Regions from separate parts of the Mus musculus genome. Here region 2 is linked to region 1. Evidence: chromatin loops called from intact Hi-C (ENCODE). Cell type or tissue: heart. All regions are shown on one strand. Links, peaks and the distances in the headings refer to the core of each region. The heading gives the core; the rest is flanking DNA.

Region 1 (6,308 bases), core at 421-5,420:
AGGGGCTTCTTTGTCTCTTCCTCCCCTTTTGCTGCAGAAGTTCTGGGATTAGATGCCCACACCTGGCAGTACAGAGCTCTGAAGATGTAAACTAAGCTCTTTGTGTCTACAGCAAGCATCCCCCACCCCAGTGAGCCTCCCTTCTCCCCAGCCTTGCTGTGTGAATGGTTTGAGGAATGGCCCATGGCATATGGTCAATCCATATTCCTAATTCACACCAGGTATAAGACATAATCTTTGAATCAGGTTGTATGGGTTTCAGTACTCACTCGGCCACTTACTGTGCTGTTGGTCCACATTGCTATGCATTTTTTTTTTTAGTCTGTAAAATGAGATATTGTAAAAATGTTCCTGTAAAAGATGTCAGAATGTCACTGTCAATAAGACAAAATGGCAACCAACAGATTGGGAAAAGATCTTTACCAACTCTACATCTGGTAGAGGACTAATATCCACTATATATAAAGAACTCAGAAAGTTTGACTCCAGAGAACCAAATAACCCTATTTAAAAAAAAATAGGATACAGAGCTAAACAAAGAATTCTCAACTGAGGAATCTCAAATGGCCGAGAAGCACCTAAAAAAAGTCCAACATCCTTAGTCATCAGGGAAATGCAAATCAAAACAACCCTGAGATTCTACCTCCCACCAGTCAGAATGGCTAAGATTGAAAACTCAGGTGACAGCAGATGCTGGCAAAGATGTGGAGGAAGAGGAACTCTCCTCCATTGTTGGTGGGATTGCAAGCTGGTAAAACCACTCTGGAAATCAGTTTGGTGGTTCTTCAGAAAATTGGACATAGTACTACATGAGGACCCATCCTTATTTATAATAGCCAGAAGCTGGAAAGAACCCAGATGTTCTTCAAAAGAGGAATGGATACAGAAAATGTGGTACATTTACACAATAGAGTACTACTCAGCTATTAAGAACAATGAATTTATGAAATTCATAGGCAAATTGATGGAACTAGAAAATATCATCCTGAGTGAGGTAACCCAATCACAAAAGAACACACATGATATGCCCTCACTGATAAGTGGATATTAGCCCAGAAGCTTGGAATACCCAAGATACTATTCACAGACCACATGAATCTCAAGTAGAAGGAATACCAAAGTGTAGATACTTCGGTCCTCCATTTAAGGGGAAACAAAATACCCATGGAAGGAGTTACAGAGACTAAGTGTGGAGCAGAGACTGAAGAAAAGGCCATCCAGAGACTGCCCCACCTGTGATCCATCCCATATACAGTCACCAAACCAGAGACTATTATGGATGCCAACAAGTGCTTGCTGACAGGAGCCTGATAGAGCTGTCTCCTGAGGGGCTCTACCAGTGCCTGACAAATACAGAGGTGGGTGCTCTCAGCCAACTATTGGACTGAGCATAGGATCCCCAATGGAGGAGCTAGAGAAAGGACTCAAGGGGTTTGCAACCCCATAGGAGGAACAACAACAAGAACCAACCAGTACCCCCAGAGCTCCCAGGGACTAAACCACCAACCAAAGATCACACATGGTGGGACTCGTGGCTCTAGCTGCATATGCAGCAGAGGATGGCCTTGTAGGTCATCAATGGGAGGAGAGACCCTTGGTCCTGTGAAGGCTCTATGCCCCAGTGTAGGGGAATGCCAGGGCCAGGAAGCAGGAGTGGGTGGGTTGGTGAGTTGGTAGGGGGTAGGGGATGGGGGGCTTTCACAGGGGAAAACAGGAAAGGGGATAACATTTGACATGTAAATAAAGAAAATATCTAACCAAAAAAAGGAAAAAAAAAAAAGATGTCAGACTGTGCTTAGCACAGTTATTACAAAGTAAACTTTGACTGTTGATTTTTCCAAAGTTTGCTCAATGCTAAGAGCCTCATGCTTATTAAAATCTACCTGTAATTGTCAAAATATTTTAAAATGAAGTATTAATTTTCTTCAGCTATTGTGGAATAGCTGTGCAATAACTATATACACGCAGCAATGATCTCTCACAATATAGAATTGAATTCACATATTATAAGCACAGAGTCCATTTAGCAAGCTTTCAAAGAAATTAATCAGACTTTAGGCGATTGATTTTGAAGCTAATCATAGTAAAATGTAGAGGTTCTCTTGCCAGAAGGCATTAATTCTACCTGTTTGAAGTCAGGTCCAACTGTACACAAGTAGAGGAGGGTTAATGAACTGAGTCTCAAAGGACAAGTTTCCCAACTGGAGGCAATAAGAAACACCGGTGCCCACTTAGTGAGGTGAGATCTGTGTGGGAACAGCAGGAAACGCTGAGCTGTTGCTGAGACCGCCCCAACCGTAACCGCCCCAGCCTACATCACGGCAGGCAAGGAGGCACACAGTTGGGTGAGCTCCATCAGCCTCTCTTCAGCAGCTTCTCCGGCCGTGTCCCTGCTGCACACTCCTGGGCACACTCCTGGGTACGAAGCTTTCGCTTTGCCCTATCCATCCACTCATTCATTTTATCAAAGCCAGAAAACAAAGGAAATTTAACAGAAATAAGCCAACGAACTTCATCGCACCTCATTTTACACAACCATTAAAAACATACAAATATCTCACGTGTGTTCCATGAGCTTCGTGTGAACTCACAATAGGATTGATTCCCCACGTCATATTGATAAAGCAGTGTACCCCAGAACCACTTCTCAGGATTTTAGTTTTTAGAACATAACTAACTACATTTTGTATGTTATCATTTTTGAAACCAAGGAATATTTCATTTAAAGATGTTTAGACCCACTAAGGTCTCCTAAGATTTAGTGGTCTATTGTTTTCTGAAGTCTCTGGATTACATCATTAGGCAGTGGTAGTCCTGGGCAGGGTGCTTTGGAGGAAAGCATATTTTGAGAGTATTGTCTTTAGATCATTTATTTAAATTGGTGTATTTTTGGAAGCGGAGACATAAACTAACTCCTTGGTAAAGAAGAAGAAGGCTGTCTTGACAGACATAAGGGGAATCATCTGATGTGTCAAAAGAGTTTTCAAACCGTTGGGTGCTCATCCCTTCGGATCTGAAGCTGGCTGCTGTTTCCTGGGTTCAGACTTGAGGGACCTGGCTTGCAACTACAGCGCACAGCCACTAGAGGTCAGAGTTTTACATCGTCCTGAATAGACGACAAGAGTCTGAGACAATGGTATTTCCTTCCTCACATACTCTAATGTCCTTGATTAAAAAAGAGAAGAAAACCGAGAAAAGTGAGATCACTGTCGTAAGAAGAGGGCTGTCGGCACTCAGAAGGAATAAAAACAAAGAGCTGAAAACATTTTGCAAATGTGGAGAGAAAACAAAAAGCATACAGATCAGTCTGATGACCAAGGTTGTATTGCTATATCCATCTCCTCCAAGGAGACAAAGGTGTGCTAAAAACAACAACTACAGCATCAGTGATGGTGACAACAACAGCAGGGACCAACTTGTACTGAATACACATTACATATTACTAAAAACACATCTCAGAGATGAAAAAAGCAAGCACTGAGTTCCGGGACAGCTTTTAGGGGCCTGAACAATGTTTGCACCCTCTGTAACCACAATCTCACATTTGAGGGTTTTGCCTGCCCTGCACCCAAAAACCATCAAGTACAGAGCCAAGGGAAGAGCTGTTGATATGAAGATGTCACATGGCTCAGGGAAGGAGCTGTTGACATGAAGATGTCACATGGCTCACAGAATTCGTCACAGCAGCAGGATTTAGAAGCAAAGTAACTGCTTAATATTAAGATTACAAAACAAAATCGCAAATGACATAGTCACTATTTTCAGAATTATAAAGAAAGAAAAGGGAATTGAGGAAATATATTTCTAGCATCAGTGGAACTGTGTAAACTACATAAAATGTGTGCTTGTATGAATGAGTAATAAAAGGAGTCTGAGAAAAGAATGGCATTCACGCTAGGATTATATGGATCATATAGAAAAATACGGCCCTAGAAAAGCATGTTTAAATCATTGGCAAAGATATAGTGTAAAGTTCCAGGGAGTTCGGAGTTTACACAAGCTCAACTGGACCCGCTAGTGAGCAGACATCTGCCATTGTCTGCCAACTGCTCCCAGACCTTCCGACTGGACATATTTACTCTGGTCAACTGTGTCCCTTAATATGCCACAGATTCATCAATAATAGTCACTGTTCTTCTCAGTAGCAATAACAACACATCCAATACGTGCAGTTTAAAAAAAATTGATCAGCTGGGCTGGAGAGATGGCTCAGCCGTTAAGAGCACTGACTGCTCTTCCAGAGGTCCTGAGTTCAAATCCCAGCAACCACATGGTGGCTCACAACCATCTGTAATGAGATCTGACACCCTCTTCTGGTGTGTCTGAAGACAGCTACAGTGTACTTACATATAATAATAATAAATAAATCTTTGGGCTGGACAGAGTGGGACTGGAGCAAGCAGAGGCCCTGAGTTCAATTCCCAGTAACCACATGTAGGCTACAGTATACTCATTTACATAAAATAAATAAATAAATCTTAAAAAAATTGTCAGCTACTTCAAGTCTAGTTTCTGGAAATACAGTGTCATTTAGAGTCATGCGATACTTCCAACAGAACGGTAACCCAAAAGAGAACAGAAAGGAAAATTCAAATGGATCCGGACTTTGGCGAGCATCGAGGCCAGCTGAACTGCCAACAGAGCACAGGCTCGCTGAAATGAACCCTTTTACACCTCTAAGCACAAAGTCACAGAACACGGGAAGGCCAGGCATCTCAGGAACCATTCTTAAAGAGAGATGTCAGGTTCCCACAAGCCATCATGGGTCACTTATCTGCGTTTGAGCTTCTTTTTCTACCCAGCAGCTTTGTGGTTTCTAAACCTCAGATGGTAATTGCTCATGGAGAAATACCCAGATTCGTGGCTTGGTCCACAGAAAAGCTGAATGGATGCAATGCCCCCTCCCACCCACCCCCATCTCACCCCCATTTTTCTAAACTTCTTAGCAGTATCACTTTTTGAGTGCAAAGCTGGTGGTGCAGAAAACTGTGCCCCATCTTTAAAACTCTTCCCTTTGGCTACACACAGGTGTGCCTTTCCCCAGCCAGGGCATGTTCCTTTAAGGGGTTACCCACTACCAGAAAAGAAGGAGCCAGCTAATCCATGCAGCATTCAGCTGCTAGGCAAACCTCACAGCTGTCTTGCTTCAAACCTCCTCCCTCACTGCCCACACTGAAAACATGCAAGTTAAAGAGCGGTTTAAATTAGCATTCTTTAAAGCACCCTTTCGTTACCATATGATGCCAGGGAATCTATTACAGAAAGGCATTCCTAGCACCAGGAACGGACTGGAGCAGAAGAAAATGTAACAATGGCATTCCTGTGTGGCTGAGTAAGGCAGGCAGAGGTTTTGTTCAGAGCAGATGTCAGAGACCTGTAAACCCTAGACAAACAGTGATAAAGACGGATCTTAAGAACACAACCCACTCCAACAGACTCTGACACGTAAGAACAACAGTCCAACACATACAGCACAGGACAGCAGCAGTCCGGCACAAACCAAGTGAGCACCAGGGATCTCCTCTGAGAGTGCAGACTGTCATCCATAGAACAGTGCTGAGCACTGTTCTAGGTACTCGGGACACATCTGTAAATGAAGTAGACAGAAGGTCTGCTCATCTGGAGCTCACATTCTGTCAGGAACTCTGACAGAATGCACGCAGGAGGAATTCAGAGCAGATTGGGATACAACCTGTTTTCTTATTTACATGTCAAGGCATTGCTATGCAACAAGATGTGGGATGTCACAGCAACACTCCAAATCTCACTCACACATTCTCTACCACTCTTCTATTTCTCTGTGTGATTATGCATGCATAAATATATGTTAAATTATCAATCTACAGGTTTGACCACTTGACCAATACTTCATTTATCTTTTTGTTTGTGTGGATATAGGACTTATGTAACACTCACCCAGCCTAGAAGAGCCCATGGGCTTTTGTCAGTTCATAAAATGTTATAAAACGTTCCTCCAAGTCTGGTGACACATAGATGCCTCCACCTGGGAGAACCTTCCTGACCCTTAAAATCAAGGTTCTGGCTCCTCAAAAAGCCAAACTGAGAAACGACGCTCATGAAGCTGTACTCCAGTTTGCAGTCCTGGGCTGAAGACAATGGCCATTTAATTGCACACAAGGTCAAGATCTTTTGATTGGCAGGCTGACAGCTCTGTAGAAGTAATTCTTCATATGGAATTCCCTTGAAATCAAAGGCATCATCATGAGGAGATTAAAAAGGAACAGCTGAGTGGACTGCTCATTTCCAGAGATGTCAGATGGTACTTAATGTATCCTGTTATTTCAGGT
Region 2 (6,308 bases), core at 432-5,431, 280 kb after region 1:
AATATCCTGACTCCCCTTAGGTACTACCAGAAACTCAACAGAGAGCACAGAGGCGGAGGCAGAGAGAGTCTTGCTACAGGGAAGGGAAAGCTGAAACAGACGCTAACGTCACCAAGAGATTGATTGGAGTTCACTGCAGTCATTGCCCTCAAAGTAAAACAGAGAAAAGAAGCTAAATTCACAGCCACAAAGAGAGTCTACAGGATCTCACCTCCAATGAGGCAGGGCTAAGCTTCCTAGCTACAGGTCTGTCTGAAGGCTTCCATAAGCACGTTTATTGGATATGAAGTCTTTCTTAGTTAATTTACTTTATAGATAAACAGAACACACAGCAATGTGGGTTTTTATCTCAACATGAAGATTTGTTTCCTCCTGGCAAACCAGGCATAGTATAAATGTGTGGCTTTAACCTTTTCCAGTGCACAGTACATGAGCACTAAGTATGTCACCATTGTTGTGCAGCTCCCACCACGGAATCACAGAGCCTCAGTATCACCCAAAGTAAACCTCTCAAACGCATGAAACAGTGAAACACATATGTGAAACACAGTGAAACGCATGAAACAGTGAAACACATGTGAAACACAGTGAAACGCATGAAACAGTGAAACACATGTGAAACACATGAAACAGTGAAATACATGTGAAACACATGAAACAGTGAAACACATGTGAAACACAGTGAAACGCATGAAACAGTGAAACACAGTGAAACGCATGAAACAGTGAAACACATGTGAAACACAGTGAAACGCATGAAACAGTGAGCCCCCTTCTCCAAGCCCCAGGAGTCACCAGCTTACCTTCTCTGTGGTTTTGACTATTCTAGGTCCTTTCTGTAAATGTGATCACGGCGTTAATTGAAACAAGCAAACAACAACAGAACAGCACAGAAACACATTCGAAATGGACTCACTCAAGCTGAAGTCCATGTCATTAAGAAGAAACTAAGCTGTCATCTGACCTTTGGGGGAATCAGTTAAACATCAAGGGTTTGGAAGATAACTCAGTGGGTGAAGGCGTTTGCACTGAAGCCTCACACTCAACTTCCCAAGGTCATCTTTCACCATCACACATACTCACACACATACACACACTCACACACACATACACACACTCAAACACACACACACTCACGTACAAATAAGCACATTTCCCAAATATGCCAGTTAGCTGGAATTCTTTCTCTCTGAATATTTAACACAAACACTAACCTGAAGTAACTTGATGCTAAACAAGCAGGCACCTTCCTGCTGATGTGTCTCTTGGGCCCAACCTTAGAAAAAACACAGACCAACATCCATTCTGTTTCTGTGTTCTTCAGCCTCACTCTGTCTACAACACCAACCTTGTTGCCCATTTTATACACATATTCAGGACTGGAATTGCTAGACCCTTGGTAATTTTAGTCATAATTATTTGAGGAGCACCATTGGGCTCCCACTGCTGTTGCCTCAGTAGTCAGGAGTTTGCCTCTCAGCACCCCTGACAATCCAGTTTATTTTCTAGTTTCATTTGTGTTTAAATAGTGACTGTCCTAAGGGATGTGAAAGAGAAATTTTTAATGCTTAATCCATACCACAGTGGGATCAGCAAAAGGTAGGGGGTCCTGGGGGTGCTGTTACAAAGACTAGCCTGACAGACATGTTCAGTTACACAGATGGTGCACTGTCCACGTGCCTAGTCACGGGGTGAGAGGGCCTGGGATCCAGAACATTTCACATACCAAGTTATGAACAGTCTTCTGGAAGAAGGCAATAACTTTTCTTCCTGGAAAATAATGTCAGCCTGCCAAGCTGTCGCCACAAAAGCGTACCCCTTCAGAGCTGACTGAGACAATTTTTGTGGATCCTTCCTAGAGAAACGCTAGATAAACACTAGATTAGTGGACAGGGTAATGCCTGCTCCAACAGTCCCAGAAGAATATTAAAATCCTTTCCACCGAGGTGTTCTGCTGATGGCTGTGACAGTTTTACAAAATGACCCCTGTCAAGTAGGGTCTCTGTGCCCTCACCCTTTAATCTGGAATTGGTGACTGACAGAATTAAGCAGAAGCCCCTTTGTGTCACTATCTGGACCTGGGCCTTAAGTAGGTGGCAGTTTCTATGTCCTTTCTCTTGGGATATTTGTTCTTGGAATCTAGCCACCACACTATGAGGAAGCTGTTGCTAAAATTCTTTCCCAGGGGCTAGATATAAGTCCTGTCTCTCCCTTCTCCTAGAGGTCCTAGAACAAACTGAGGTCCAATTCCACTATAGATACGGTAGGGAACCAATGAGGTCCTAGGGCATCCGTACAGCCAAGCCTTCTTCCCCAGGAGCCCTGATGTTTGGCCCTTATCTCTCCTCCCACTCCCCATCTTATCGTGACTTGACACACTCTGTGATAAAGACACTGCCTTCTGAAGGGTCTCCCCATTCATTGTCAGACATGATCATTTCTCTGAGCACACCCTAGACCCTTCCACAGACTCCCCAGCTCCCTTTTGCCTTGGGCTAAGGCTTAGTGGTCTTGCAGGTCAAATTTGAGCCAAAGACATGCTGTCCACCTGGGTTCCATAACTTCCTCTAAGGTGAGGAGTGCTAACAAGCTAAGCAAAGTTGACAGGAGACACAGCCCAAATTCCCTGGCTTCCCCTGCTGATCAAACTCTCCCGTACTCACGGGCTCAAGTGCCTCGAGTTTCTTCCTAAAACAGGGCACAACCTTGAGTCTGGTCTGTTGCTCTCTACTTTCAATCCTACCCATCCTAGACTAACCAACTTCTCAGGAAGGAAATAGTTAAAGATCCCTGCCCTTCAGGGCCTGGCGGGGGCAGCAGCTTTGCAGCTTGGTGGCTGCTCCCTGGAGGGCAGGCGGGATAGCGCTCTTGCAGTTAGGTCCCAGAGTAGAGAGGAAGGTCTAGGAGCCTGTGGAGTCTAAGGAAGATCGCGGGAGGCGTGTTCCTCCGGAGTTTGCTTTTCCTTGGGAGCCTCGCGCGCACACCCATCCCTTCTAGTCTGGCAACTGTGTCTAGGAGGTGGGGAGCCTCTCTCTGATCCACCGGACCATCGCTGGAGCTTGCAGGCTGAGCAAGATCTCCCCCTAGAGAAGCCTGGCTGTCCGGGGAAGTTTCCCCGAGCTGAGACTGTGCTGCAGCCCTGGTCACCCGCCACCCTGCGCGCCACCCTCGTTCTCCAGCTCAGGCTCCGGCTGGCCCGTGCGCGGACCTGGAGCTGTCTGCTTCCGAGGAGCTCTAAGGTCGGTGCAAGTCTTTCTTTTTGGAACCAGGGCTGGAACTAGGGATAGGGTCGCTGCCGGGGCAATCTGCTGGGAGGAGCAGGGGTGTCTCGCAGCTCCAGGGAAACGCAACAGACCGGCCTGGCACTTACCTCCCGGGACGCCCAGTGTGGGGCGCTTTCCTGGGAGACGAACACTGGGGGGAGTGGGGGTGGACACCGGACAAGACCATTGAGCTTTGTCTCGGATTTTTAGGAAAGGGGAGCCGGGAGTGGGAGGATCTTTTTCTCCACACAAGCTTTCAGGCGCATCAAGGCCCAGGGCGCTTGCTCCAAAGCCTCCTGGTGAAGTTGGTCTCTTCCTATCCTGCACCCTGAGTGCCAAGGACACTTACTGTGAAGAACCAACCTCTGTGGAGCCCTCCTCACACCACGATGGCAGCTGGGGTTGGAAATCTGCCTGCTGGTGGAGGTCTGGGCGATTTGCTCAGTGCTGTCCTGTCCTTTAAAGGGCACTTCTTGTCTTTCATGTGCAGAACCCTGGAACTGTTTGTAGATAAGCCACCTCTGATTACACCACCCTTAGTGGCCTCACCCCAGCAGACCTGGGGCGAAAGCATATGAAAGTCAGAGGATGTGTCCAAGGAGAGTGGATAATTTGTCTTCTCCAGAGAACAAAACCACAGAGAACTTGAAAAAAAAAAAGTTCTTGGTTTAATTTTTTTTTTCTTCTTGTAGTTGTTTCTGATTCCCACACAGCCATCAACTCATCTGTTTTTAAAGATTGGCTATGAAACACCTTGGCAACCATACCATGTAAATTACCTGCCCTAAGTATGTGTGCGGTTTGGGCGCCGTTGGATTTTCCAAATTACTAATGGCAAGTGGACATTTGCTCTGAGAATCTGATGTATTAACTAGGGAAAGCACTAAGGGGTCAGCTTTTGTATGCCACCAAACTCTAGACCCACAAAAGGAAAGATGCTGACTCCATAGACATGTCCTTCTGGTCTGAATGTGAGTTGCTTCTCTAGAGCTCTGGCTCTAGAGCCAGATGCCCGGCAAAGCTTGACTGAAATATACCAAAATGAGCTACAGATCCGTCCTTGGGAAAGCATGGATTCGAAAGAGGTTTCTTTTATTTGGTTTTGTGTTTTTCACTCTGTAACAATATGGCATCCACATGTTTTTGACAGATGTCCCTTAGATGTGGTGAGCTGACAAGAGGTGTCAAGAGAAATGAGTTCTTGGTAGTGTCTTTGCTGGAGGGAAGCAAGGAAGGAAGGAAAGGAAGGAAGGAAGAAAGGGAGGGAGGGAGGGAAGGAGGGAGGAAGGAAGGAGGGAGGGAGGGAGGGAGGGAGGGAGGGAGGGAGGGAGGGAGGGAGGGAGGGAGGGAGGGAGGGAGGGAGGAAGGAAGGAAGGAAAGAGGTTTTACTGGCAGCTGGCTCACACCCTGATAGGAAGCCATGACTGTAGCTTTCTCAGTACCTGTGGCAATGAGGACCACTGAGCTCTACGTGAGCTGTGCAGTGCCTGTGACACCCAAATGGCTCATGAACTCCCCTCCTGGATGATTCTAATAGACCATGAAGCCATTTTGTTTATGGGAAAGACCTCTGTCTCTCATTTTTAAGATAACTATTACTAAATATTCCATTCCCATTGGGAAACCAGGAACCATAAATCATAAAGCAATCAAGGAATTGAAAGACTTGTGCCTCCCCTCACTATCCTGAGAGGGAGGCAGATCGTAAAAAGCTTTGTACTTGGCATTCTGGTCTACATGTGGGAAATGGAAAGATGATATTTGTAGACCTACTAATAATTCAGCCAGTTATTCCGGACTATTAGAGACGGGAGAGAAAATCTGTAACCACTTACAATTAAGGGTGAGCAGAAGTGACAGAAGTAAATGGCAGGCCCATCACTTTGAAATCACAGCAGCGGGTGAACACCTATAGCCCAGCCGTGAGACAGGATGACATCCAGCAGCCTTTTGGCTGTGAAAACACAGTCACTTCACTCATTCAAGACTCCTGATGTGTTACAGATGTTGTTCTGTCTGTATAAATTGTGATGCCCAAGTCAAGAACCAGTTGGTGCCTGTGAGATGCGATGTATATTGCTGTTTGGCAAGGCAAAAGCATGTGGGACTGACAGCAGGTGTTCCCCTATACTTCTTATAGCATGTCAGCATCTCTTATTTGGTACACTTATATTAAGCCTAAACTTAATAATGTCCCATGACAACTGTCAAAAATCCCTAAATGTGGTCACCCTTGAGCAGACTCAAAAAGATTGAGTCTTAAAATTTAGGATTAGGTGTATACGCCATAGATACACAGACCACTGCCCATAAATGAAGTTACTGTCCTCATTTACAGATTAATGAAAGAAAAGTACAAAATACCCAAAGGGGAGGAGCAATTGACTTTTGGTTGCTATTTTCTCAGCACCAGCCTTCCTTTTGTTTTCTAAGTGTCTTAAAGTATAAGAGGAGAAATCTAGATTTACTGAGCACCAGGGACCACCCGCCCTTTGAAGGCGATATAACATAAGAACTCTTTGATAATACCTGAACACTCCTTCCAATGTTCTGCTGCGTCATCCAAATTCTGGAGACATCTTAAGTATGTTGTTGATGCAAATAAAGCATGGAAATAAGAGAGACAGGATGACCTGGTGGTTAAAGCTCGGGTGTGGAGTCAGATCAGGCTGCCTCAGGGTTGTAGGCTCGTCACCACCTTTGACCTTCCTCTCAGCTTCCCTGTCTTCCTGGAGAACCTGTGGATGACTTGATTGTTATCATTATACTAGACAGCAGCAGCATGTGATGTGTTCGGCACAGTGCCTGTCCTGTCCTAGCTAGATAGGATGCTTGCACGATACTAAGAAACCAGATAGCCCATGGCAAACCAAACGGTGTGGCGGCCTGGGATAACCTGTCACTCACAGAACACCATTGACAAGTATCATGGTGGTTTCTGATGGGTAGAAGTGTGGAGACTTAAAAATATGTGGGTTTTGCAGGGTTTCAAGCATTTCAAACTAAACCTCTTGTCTCCATCAGTGATCTTTTCTTTCTCTCTGT

Evidence for each region. A loop is a pair of places that touch in the nucleus more often than their neighbours do. Peaks named below come from ENCODE experiments on the same cell type or tissue, not always from the same donor. Only the 100,000 strongest peaks of a DNase experiment are listed, where the experiment ranks them.
Region 2: a loop joins it to region 1, with 3 times the contacts of the local background. A loop is called at or near these places in 7 of 42 quality-filtered maps.

Annotation. Positions count from the first base shown.
Region 1 is chr8:78,001,117-78,007,424 of GRCm38, reverse strand. No RefSeq gene overlaps it. Among named protein-coding and RNA genes, the nearest start is that of Gm29895, 41 kb to the left of the region's middle. In heart, for the core only: no CTCF peak of the experiment used is centred there; a DNase peak (open chromatin) is centred at 3,044; H3K27ac peaks cover 1,060 bases.
Region 2 is chr8:77,721,027-77,727,334 of GRCm38, reverse strand. Ednra (endothelin receptor type A) reads left to right here and starts at 2,883. Exons shown (of 8, transcript NM_010332.2): 1 at 2,883-3,239. LOC108167319 (a long non-coding RNA gene) reads right to left here and starts at 3,750. Exons shown (of 4, transcript XR_003947564.1): 1 at 3,613-3,750; 2 at 804-836. In heart, for the core only: a CTCF peak has its summit at 2,817; DNase peaks (open chromatin) are centred at 3,004 and 3,674; H3K4me3 peaks cover 3,428 bases; H3K27ac peaks cover 4,171 bases.